2 separate regions of the Homo sapiens genome follow, and region 2 is linked to region 1. The links are chromatin contacts, found by Hi-C or POLR2A ChIA-PET in ENCODE. All regions are on one chromosome and are shown on one strand. Each heading gives the region's core, a stretch centred on a gene start or an enhancer-like site at or near the end of the contact. The rest is flanking DNA. Distances are from core to core; before and after follow the strand shown. Region 1 holds the start of SMIM38 (small integral membrane protein 38). Region 2 holds the start of TPCN2 (two pore segment channel 2).

The links. Hi-C counts contacts between places; a loop is a spot of excess contacts on that map. ChIA-PET counts read pairs that join two places held with the same protein, here RNA polymerase II (POLR2A). Pooled maps may share reads with other maps.
Region 2: a loop to region 1 is called in a pooled map, with 3 times the contacts of the local background. The contact joins the promoter of TPCN2 here to the promoter of SMIM38 in region 1. A Hi-C loop is called at or near these places in 3 of 37 single-sample maps with no recorded cell type and 7 of 50 pooled maps. POLR2A ChIA-PET finds 5 or more read pairs at or near these places in 1 of 52 experiments (GM12878).

The regions. Positions count from the first base shown.
Region 1 is chr11:69,154,445-69,160,020 of GRCh38, forward strand. SMIM38 (small integral membrane protein 38) reads left to right here and starts at 1,491. Exons shown (of 3, transcript NM_001369201.2): 1 at 1,491-1,670; 2 at 2,730-4,907; 3 at 5,002-5,576. The coding sequence starts at 3,403. The coding sequence ends at 3,558. The region is part of intron 2 of LOC338694 (a long non-coding RNA gene); the gene reads right to left. RefSeq lists an enhancer at 1,045-1,972 and a silencer at 2,857-3,216.
Region 2 is chr11:69,047,002-69,051,945 of GRCh38, forward strand. It overlaps TPCN2 (two pore segment channel 2), which reads left to right and starts at 1,931. Exons shown (of 25, transcript NM_139075.4): 1 at 1,931-2,105. The coding sequence starts at 1,997. RefSeq lists silencers at 1,669-1,888, 2,009-2,178, 2,259-2,358 and an enhancer at 4,335-4,909.

The DNA of each region.
Region 1 (5,576 bases), core at 241-2,740:
TTCCTCTGCCAAGCATTTCATCAGGAAACAGTGAGTGAGGGTGCGTCACTCACTGCTCTGTCAGCGTTGAACATTTGGGTGCAGGAAGATGCCTTGGCTCTTTGAGGTCCCGATGGCAACTTGCATCCCCAGATCCATCCTCAGAGGCCCGGGGCTGGGAGCATCCCCGGATCCATCCTCAGAGGCCCGGGGCTGGGAGCATCCCCGGATCCATCCTCAGAGGCCCGGGGCTGGGAGCCACCACCGCCCAGCTCCATGCGTTCCCATTGGCGGGGTCTGGGTCTGCGCTGATGAGGCGCTCGTCACTCTTATCCTGGATTATATTCACAGGCGGGTAACTCGGGGGGTGGTGTGATGGGGAGACACAGGAGGGAGGAGCAGGGAGGGCAAGATGAAGGGGAGCAGTCTGGGAAGGGGGCGACTCCAGGCACAGCCGCACGTCCCTGGGATTTTCAGGGGGAGCTCTGGGGGTTCAGAGTGGCCTCTAGTTTGTCCTGGTCCAAAGCAGGGAAGCTGGGCTACGTCCTGCCCAGGTCAGCCTTAGGTTAAGGGCTGCCTGGGGGAGGGAACTTCCTGGGCCTTCGGGTCTCTGTGCACTGGGGTGGCTCCTGTGGCCCAGAATGCCCTGGAGAAGGGTCCTACTGGAAGCGAAGGTGCAGGGCAGCAGGGCCTGAGGCGCAGGAGCTGGTGGAGGCTCCCAGCACAGGTCGCCGCCCCAGTCACATCACTGCTGATGGTGGGGGGACTTGGGGAGTTTCCCCCGAGAATGGGAGGTCTCACAGTCCCCGTGCTGCAATGCTGTCGGTGCACTGTGTCTGCAACGTGCTCATGGTCACTTGCTTTTTCTCTGTGGCCCCGGCCGCTTTATCCAGCAAGTAGCCCCCTCTCCTCTCCGGAGAAGCCGAGCCTGGATGCCGCTGGGAGGAGGTCACTCCCTTCCTGTCTCGAAGGGCATGCCGTCCTCGTCCTTGCTGACTCCCAGAGGCCCAGGGACGTCTGAGGGGGAGGGGCCGGGCCTCCTTGACCCCTGCGTGTGGACACCATGTGACTGGGGTGTGGTTGACTCTCTGTGTCCGATTGGGTGCTTGGCAAACACAGAGAGTTTTGTCCAAGGCCACCTTGGTCCCCACCTGTCCAGGTTGGGAGGTGCCCTGCCTGGTGTGGCCTGAGCTGAGCGCCTCTGGCCGGAGCAGACGGCCCCGGCTCCCCCAGGACATGTCACCTGGAGAGGTGGCCCTTTCAGGTAAGGGACATGCCCATTGGCAGCAGCCTCTGCCCCCTCCCTGCATACACAGCTGCTCCCATCTGGGGACCCTCACCCCACGTGCGGATGGGCTTCCCCAGGAAGTCGGCAGGACTTTCCCTGGCCTTCTGGAAGTCCCCATCAAGCAAATGCTCTATCGATGACTTACTCTATGACGGGGTCCAGAGAGCTAACTCCCCACCCACGTTCGAAGTGATCTTCAAACCGCTGCGCGTGGAAAACAAGCCCAGAGCTCAACGTTCCCTAAGTGAGTGGCCTTTGACAGCAGTGCCAGGCAGCCCAGTGGGTGCAGGGCACACCACAGATGGAGGAAGGGCCAGGCATGCTTCCCAGACAGCCTCTGCCAGTCCAGGCAGGGGCTCCAGGGTGGCTGCGGGAAGGCAGCTTAGGCGGTGCCCGGCCCAAGGTGAGTTGGCATCATGCTCCACTTCCCGTTTGAACGTGTGGTCCCGTTTGAACCTTCTGGAAAGGCTTGGCAGGGAGGACACTCATTTTGTAGACTGGGAAGGAACTGAAGAGCTGGCTTCCGGCGACCAGCGATGGGCCCCAGATCCCTGTGGCCAGGAAGGCCCCCATTGCTGTTCTCTGTAGCTCAGGCTGGACATTTGCTGGTGAGAACTGGCCGGACTCCCAGGACCCAGCCGCCAGAGACCTCTGTTCCTCACGCTCAGCCCCCTAGCTCCAACTGGGGCCCCTTTGCTTTACAGGATGTAGGCTTGGAGTTAGAGGGGGCAGTTCTGGCGGTTTATCTCTCACTCACAGAAACTCGGCTGTGAGAGGCCAGAGCTGGACTTGGGGGGCAGAGCCTGTAGAGGTCAATGTGTCCTTATTGGGTGTGCACACGTGTGAGTCTGTGTGCACACACATGTATACATGTGTATGCGTGTGTGTGTGTGTGTGTGCGCGCGTGTGGCAGTCAGAGAAGGCTGGGCAGACACTGTTATTTCAGAAAAGATGTGGAGGCCTTTCTGAAGGCATCCACTGAGAGGCAGGGGCCAGGATCTCTGTGCCCAGGCGCTGGGCGTGGCCCCTGAGAAGTGCTCTCTCCCCTAATCCTTCAAAGCAGGAGGTATTTGCTTCACTTTCTAAGGCAGGATCTGCGGCTCTGAGAGGTTGCACAACTTGCCCGAGGTCACTCAGCTAGTAGAAGGCAGGACTGGCCTCCGGTCCAGGGTGACTGTGAGGATGTCAGGGGACCCTGCAGGCCTGTGCGCCCCAGCTTAGGGCTACAGGTCCCACCTAAGGCTTCTTGATGGAGGTTGGAGGGGCGAGCTGGAGGGAGGTGCTGCTGGGGGTCCACCGGTCCCCTTCCTGGGGGATGAAGCCGGTTTCCCGCGCTGACCCCCTTGCCATCAGAGGCCCAGAGCGCGGTCCTTGTGCTGCTGAGCTGTGTTTGGGGCCGCCTGTGGGCTGTGGCCGCCTGTCCTCATCTTCTCCCCTTTTCTCCTTGGCTTTTCATCCTCAGGCTCCGTCCTTCTTCCCCGTGGTGGCCCCAGCCTCCCTGCCAAGCTTCCCGGCCCCCGCCCCATCCCGGGCCTGCTGCTGCGGAGACCGTGGGCCGGCGCTGGACGGCGCGGCCTCCAGAAGTGATAGCTAATTGGGGAGAGAAAGGGCCCAATTGTCTGGCGGGGCCGGAAGAGCCGCGTGGGCTGCTGAAAGCGTCGGGAGGAGGTGGCCGCTTCGCCCAGCAGCTGCCGCCGGGGATGTTTGCAGATTACGTCAGCGCTGGCGAGCAGGGGGCGCGGGGACAGCGAGGGGGGCGGGCTCCCGGCGGCCTCCCGCCCCCCAGGCCCCTGGACAATGCTGTCATTGTCAGCACGGAGAGTGGTTAATTCTGGATGAATGGTACACGGGCCTCTTGACCAAGGAGGCTGCTCGTCGTCCCCAGTCTGTCCTCTCACATGCCAGGGAGGCCCCGGGCTGGAGTCTGGCGGGCAGATCTGGCCTGCTTGGTGGCACCAGAGAGAACAGGGCGGTCCCTTGGGGGCGCCGGCTGCAGAGGCCCCAGGCTGGACGGAGCTTCCTGTCCTGGGTCTGCACAGCAGCCACTTGGCAGTGCCGGGCTAGGGTGGCAGGGCCCCACTGCATCTCGGTTCCAGGGCAGAGGCTGCTGCTGCCCTTTGGGGCTGACTTCAGGCATGACCTCCTGGCCAGGTGGCAGCTTTGGCCCTGACCCGCTCCTGGCCCTGCTGGTGGTGATCCTGCTAGCACGCCTCATCCTGTGGTCCTGCCTCGGGACCTACATCGACTACAGACTGGCCCAGCGGCGGCCCCAGAAACCCAAGCAGGACTAAGCCTCTGCAGGCTGCGGCCTCCACGCGCCCTGTCCCGAGACTCAGCCGGCCCTTCCAGTGGTGGTGGGAGGGAGGGGAGCAGGGCAGGCGCATGATCCCCATGTCCCACCCCTGGGGCAGGAGCTCAGAGAGGCCTGAGATGGATCGTGCCTTCCCAGACTGACCAGGGCTGTCCCGTAGAGGCAGCTGGCCATGTGGGGAGATGGAGGGGCCGGCCTTGCAGGTCCATCACCAGGTTCTGGGGTCCCCGGTTGCAGGGAGTGGTCCTGGGGGTGGGTCTTGCTTTAAGACCTTCTCTGCCTCCAATTCCTTATAAATATGCCTGCAGGAAGAGCTGGGTAAGCCAGAGGACTCAGGTGGAGGTGCCACAGAGACAAATGTGACCTCATCACAAGCTGGCCCTGTTACCAAAGGCCACGTCCTGTCTCAGCTCACCACCCTCATAACTAGTCTCCTCCTGCCTCCCAAGGGACGAGATAAGTGCCGATGGCTGTCCTGATTTCTCCAGAGCAGACCCCTGGGAAGGGTCTCAGGACGCACTTGTGAGGCTGAGTTGACAAGCCAGACGCACTTGGCTCTGGTTGACCCTCTGCACACTCTCTAACGGTCTGAACAGTTAGGGCACAATGATCCCTGCCTCCCTCCCTCAGCAGGATATCATGTAGGGGACAATTTAGGGGACAAGCCAAGGCACCCATCAATGCCCTCTGTTCATCTGTTCCTGCAAGTGTGTGGCTGGGAAGTGCCCAGGAAGGCTGACAGGGCAGGGAAGTTGATTTGAGGCCAAGCATCCAGTGCTCCTGCTCCACCTCCGTAGCACGTTAGCCGTGATGCCAGTGACTTAACCCACAGCTTGGGGAAGCTCAAAGGCTCCACATTCGAGCCTCTTGGGGGAAATTCGGCAAACACCCATGTCCAAGTTCCACACTGTATTTCCTGGGATCGTTCCAGCAGATCGTGGATTGCAGCGAGGGCTGCTGACTGCATGCGGAACTGTGAGATGGAAGGGACTGTGGGCGGCAGCTCCAGGGAGGAGCATCGAACCAGATATCGTCTCTGGGAGGCTGGGCCTGGTGATGTGGCAACGTCTTGCTCCCTGAGAGGTGATGGGTATGCTAGGGATGCTCGCTCAGGGAACGTGGGCCAAGTCCTCTGAACACGAAGCTCGCAGAGGGGGTGATTCCTGTGAATTCTGAAAGGACTTGGGGGCGTCCAGCAAGAGCAGGAGCTTAGATGGTGGTTCCAGGGCTGGTGTTGCTGACTGGGACGAGTGGACCCCCAGGGTGGGCATGGAGTGGGGCACTGGCTGGGAGCCTCTGCCTTGCTGTGTCCTGGCTGAATGAACCCAGGTGAGGACCAGAAACGCTGTTATCACTGTTTCTGCGGCACCCGATACACTCACCTATGCCAAGGAAATTTTTTTTTTTTTTTTGGTTTCTACAGGACTTGCTGTGCTCAGATCCTCCATTCAAGAGAGCTACAGACACGGGGGTGCTGGTGAGCAGGAGCCGAGACCATCTGGGGTGGGACCGACCAAGAGTTTGAGGTGTCCAGGGGGTGACGTGAAGATGACCTATTGCAGAGGGTCCCTTCTCATTCACGCTCTGAAGTCTGCACAGGGGCAGGGGCTACCGTGCTCCATTTCAGTTTGGCCTCTGTTGTATCAGCCAGAGGCCAGCAGAACTCTATGGTCACTCCCCCGTGTCACGGACAATTTGCCACCTCCACCGGCAGCCCAGGGCTCTGCCTGAATATTCTCGCCTGATCGTAGGATTGTGGGGAGGGATATTCTCATTGATCTCTAAGGAAAATATTGTTCGCTTTTTAAAAACATGATCTGGTACCATTTCATTGATCTCTTTAAGGAAGAAAAATCACATGGTTGTCATGAGCATGTACCGACAGAGCTAGGAGGGCCAGCTGTTCCGGGTTGCCCAGGGCTGTCTTGTTTTTAAAATGGAAAGTTCGATGTCCTGGAAAACCCCTCAGTCCTGGGCAAACCAGGTCACGCTGGATAG
Region 2 (4,944 bases), core at 681-3,180, 110 kb before region 1:
GTGGCGGAGGTTGCTGAGTGACCTGAGATCGCACCACTGCACTCTAGCCTGGGCAACGAAGCAAGACTCTGTCTCAAAAAAAAAAAAAAAAAAAAAAAAGGGAAAGGGTGGATATTGGGAAAGAGGGAGAAATTTTAAAAATATGTGGAGAGATAAGAGACAAAGGTTGCATTCTTGTGAGTCTTTGATCAGACTTTCACTGAAATACACAATTTACAGGTTGCGGGGGTAGAGGAATAGTCACTTATGCCTTAGTCTGGCTCGGTGAATCTGCACTTTTATACCAGAGGAAGCAATCAGGTGAGCAGAGGGATGACTTAGAGTTCCATCCTTTGTTTGGAACCTGTGAAGATCAGTTGTCAATGTACATTGTTAGGGTAAAATTCAACAAAACTGTTTTAGGGTAAAGATCTTGGGTGCCCACGAAAAATTTCCTAGCGGGCAAATTGTGAGGGAGGTATGTAGCTTTTTAAATCTTCGTAGCTATTTTATTAAAGAAGAAAAGGCGAGGCAGTTTGCCCAACGCAGTTCCCAGCTTGACTTTTCCCTTTGGCTTAGTGATTTTGGAGTCCTGAGATTTATTTTCCTTTCACAGTTATGATGGTAAATTTTATATTTATTTTAAACCCTCCCCCCTCCCCAAAAGAGGGGGAAAAAGTAAAGAGGTATGGCAGAAGGGGAAGTCACAGAGATTGGAAGCGTCTTGCAGCACCTTTTTTTTTGAGATGGAGTCTCGCTCTGTTGCCAGGCTGGAGTGCAGTGGCGCAATCTCAGCTCACTGCAATTTCCGCCTCCCGGGTTCAAGCGATTCCCCTGCCTCAGCCTCCGAGTAGCTGGGACTATAGACACGTGCCACCACGTCTGGCTAACTTTTTGTATTTCAGTAGAGACGGGGCTTCACCATGTTGGCCAGGATGGTCTCGATCTCCTGACCTCGTGATCCACCTGCCTCGGTCTCCCAAAGGGCTGGGATTACAGGCGTCTTGCTGCATCTCGAAGCGTCTTCAGCGTGCTCTTGCTTGCTGGCTCTGATGATGGAGGTGTTCAAGCCATCGTGGAAGGAATGCAGTGGCCTCTAGGAGTGAGAATGACACCAGCCAACATCCAGCAAGAAGACGTGGACTTCAGTCCTAGGCCCATGGAGACAATTCTGTTAACATCCTGGATGAGCCTGGAAGTGGGCTTTCCCCAGAGTCTGCAGATAAGAGCCCACGGCAGCTGACATTTTGACTCTAGCCTCGTGAGGCCCTGAGACAGGAGGTTTCCTGCCCCGCAGGACTGAAAGATGATGAATGGGAGTTATTTTATATTTTCAGATTGTGGTAATTAGTCACTGTAGCAATAGAAAACGAATACAAGGTCTTTATGCATTAATGTTGAAAACACTTTTTATATACGTTGTAAATATTTTTTAAGTGTGTCATATGTTTTTAAACTTTTCCCTTAATGATATTGAATCCTCCTAATTTCACCATCAGAGGGTAAACTCCAGTTCCATTCTGGGGGGAGTCCTTTGCAGTCACCCCGTGTACTCAATACTCACATGCATCAGAATCACCCCGAATGCTTGTTAAAACACAGATTCCTGGGTCCTCCCCGCAGAGTTGCTGATTTAGTAGGTTTAAGGGCCCAAGAATTTGCATTTCTAAAATGTTTCCAGGTGATGCTGAAGCTTCTGGCCGGAAAGACATCCTTTGAGAACATATTTCCTCCCCAGCCCTCGGCCCTTAAGCCCCAGAACGCTGCCCCGCCCTGGGTGGAACGAAGCTGAGCTCCACCCTAGAGGGGCGGGGCCCTTTAGCTCCGCCCCACTCAGGAGAACCCCACCCCTCCCTCCCCGTTCTCATTGGCTGGGACTGCAGGGATCCCCTGCGCCACAGTGCCGTGCGCGCGTCAGCAAAAACGCCAGGGACGGGGTCTCCGCGCCTGCGCAGTGAAGCTGGGCGCCTTCGGGGCTTGAGCTTCTGAGGGTCGGGTCCAGCGCGTGGGCTGCTGGATGGCGGAACCCCAGGCGGAGTCGGAGCCCCTGCTGGGCGGGGCCCGCGGCGGTGGCGGCGACTGGCCGGCGGGGCTGACCACTTACCGCAGCATCCAAGTCGGCCCTGGTGAGCCGCCCGGACCTGGGGAGGGGACTGGCCCGGGAGACCAGGGTCGCGCGTGGGGGTCCCGCTGTCCCAGCACCCCGCTTTCTGCCGGGCGCGCCCCCACCAGGTTCGAGTCCGAGCGGGGCCCGGGCCGCGCCGGGTGCCAGGCGAGCCGGTGTTCTGAGGGCGAGTGGGCTGCGTCCTGCGGACCCGGACCGGGGTCAGGGCAGAGCTGGGGTCTCTTCCGTGTCGCGTCCTGATCCCGACCAGCTGGGCGAAGAGGCCCTCGCCCAGCCTTGGGCAGCCCCGAGGGAACCGGCCACCTGCGGCAGGCACCCTCCGTGTGCCCGGGCGGGCCCAGACCCCATACTTCCCGACTGTCGCCGTAATGAGGGTCGCCTAATTGACTCAGAGAAGGCAGCACTTTGATTTTTCCCGTTTCTTCTGGAAAAAGCAGAGGCTCACAGAGAGGCGTTACCCTACCCAAGGTCACACACCCAGTAAGTGGCCGAGGTGGGATTCGAACCAGTTGGGAGCTAGGAGTCCTTTCTTTGTAGGGTGCCTTTCCCCGTCCCACTTCCCGTGGGGCTGGGGCGGGCCCCCTAGACGGGGGCGGCTTCCTCTCCTTGCCCTCTGCCACCCCAGAGTCCCCTCTGCACTCCCTCCTGCCCTTCCCGTTTTTTGTCCTGGTCTGAAGATTGCTGAATCCGCCCCCCGAGGGTGGGGTGCGTCCGCCCCTCGCTGACACCAGGGGAATGAGATTCTGGATTAAGAGGTGGAAGGACCTTAGCTTCACTTCACAGATGAGGAAACTGAGGCCCAGAGAGGCCCTGAGACCTGCCCAAGGTCACAGCCCTCTGTTCTGGTGCGGCTGCTGCTCGAACCACTCTGAGAATTCACACCTGGCTCCTTCCCTCTCTGGCCTCTCTTTCCTTCTTTCCTCCTCTGTCTGGAAGGAACTGGGTTGGAATCCTGGTGCCCACCCACTGGTCTGTGGCATGTGCCCATCCATGGAGTAATGAGGGGCCAAGGAGGGGACCCTGACGAGAGATGAAAAACCAGAGGCCAAGGTGGCCACCCTGTCTGCTCACCTCAGAAGCTGCCTCCAGGAAGTTCTTCAGGTGCTTCCTGGGACCAGTCAGGAAGGAGATCTGCAGGGAGCAGCTCTGGCAGGCCCCTTGATGAGACGCCCAGCATATGGCACCGTTCAGGGAACACAGACTTTGTGTCTAGGGGTCTGGGCGCCTTTCTGGGGCTGCACTGGCTGTGTGACCTTGGCAGGTTGCTTAACCTTTCTGTTTCTTTTTTGAGATGGAGTATCACTCTGTCACCCAGGCTGGAGTGCAGTGGCGTGATCTCGGCTCACTGCAGCCTCTACCTCTGCTGGGTTGAAGCGATTCTCCCGCCTCAGCCTCCCAAGTAGCTGGGACTGCAGGCGCCCGCCACCACACTTGGCTAATTTTTGTATTTTTAGTAGAGATGGGGTTTCACTGTGTTGGCCAGGGTGGTCTCAAACTCCTGACCTCGGGTGATCTGCCTGCCTCGGCCTCCCAAAGTGGTGGGATTACAGGCGTGAGCCACTGTGCCTGGCCATGCTTCACCTTTCCGAATCTCAGTAAAAGGGAGATAATACTAAGGACTGCCTGGCGGGCATTGTGAGGATTCAGAGAGAATCCAGAGTTTGTCCTCAGCACAGGGCCCGGCGGGCTGGTGTGGGGGCCAGTGGCCGTCCTGGGTAAGCTCTGTGATCATTGCAGGTCCTCCCTGGCAGGTGAGACCCGCTCTGCTGGGCAGTGTGGCTGACAAGAGGAGGCTCTCGGGGAGCGCTCTTTGTCCCTATGCTGTGGCCTCAGCCAGGGCTTCTGAGAACGTGGACAGGACGCTCTGTGTTCTGAATCCCCTTGGCCAGGGTCCCCAGCAAGGACTGGCAGACTATGGAGCCATGGAGACTCCGAAAGGCTCATTCAGTCTCTGTGCTGAGGCCTGTGCCAGGCTTTGAAATGAAGGCCCTGTGCTCTGGTTTGCAAGTCCTGTGGTTGGTCTCTTGCCAACGGGTTGTGGTGAGGGCTGCTGCTGTGGGTGCCCCAAGGACCCCAGTGGACCCTGCTGTTGGGTCGTTTTGACTTGGCCCCACCTGATGGGGCCGGGGTCAAAGGTTGAGAACAGTTGTTTTCTCTTGTTGCTGGGTCAGAAAAATCACACTTTTACTGGTTATCAAACAAGTCAGAGGACAAGGGATTGCGATGCTGTAGAGGCTTTCAGAGTAACTGAATGCTTATGAAGGGCTCACTTAGCAAAGTACTCTGGCTATAGTAAGTCATTCAGTCTGTACTTAGCTCCTATTGGGTGGGGGTCCATGAGGACCTGGAGCACCTAGAGGTTAAGGGACTTGCCCAGGGTCACAGAGGATGATGGTCAGGACCCTACACAGGTTGTGCAGCCTGGAGCCTGGAGCAACAGGGGAGCGGGAGCTCAGACCTGGATGTTGCGGGGCAGAGGCTTGGATTAGGAAGCCGTGTCGAGGCCTGGTGTGCCGGATGCAGCATCTCAGCCCCTGCTGTCCTCTGTGCCTTGCAGAACCCTTCAGCCCCAGTGGGTGATGGTGTGTGGAAAGGTGATTGTCCCCCAGGGTGATGAGCTCAGGGCGGGGCGAGCTGTCCCAAGGGAGTCCCTGGACTCACAAATTGGGGGATGGTGCTCCTGGCAGAAGCAGCAGCCTGAGTAAAGGGTTGGAGGCTTTGGAGAGCATGGCCTTGGCAGAGCCCAGTTCGGAATGAGTGGCACTGAGGGTTGAAAGGCAGGAGAGAGGCGGGCCGGCAAATGTGGGAACCTGCAGTGCCAGACCAGGGTGGAGTGTGGG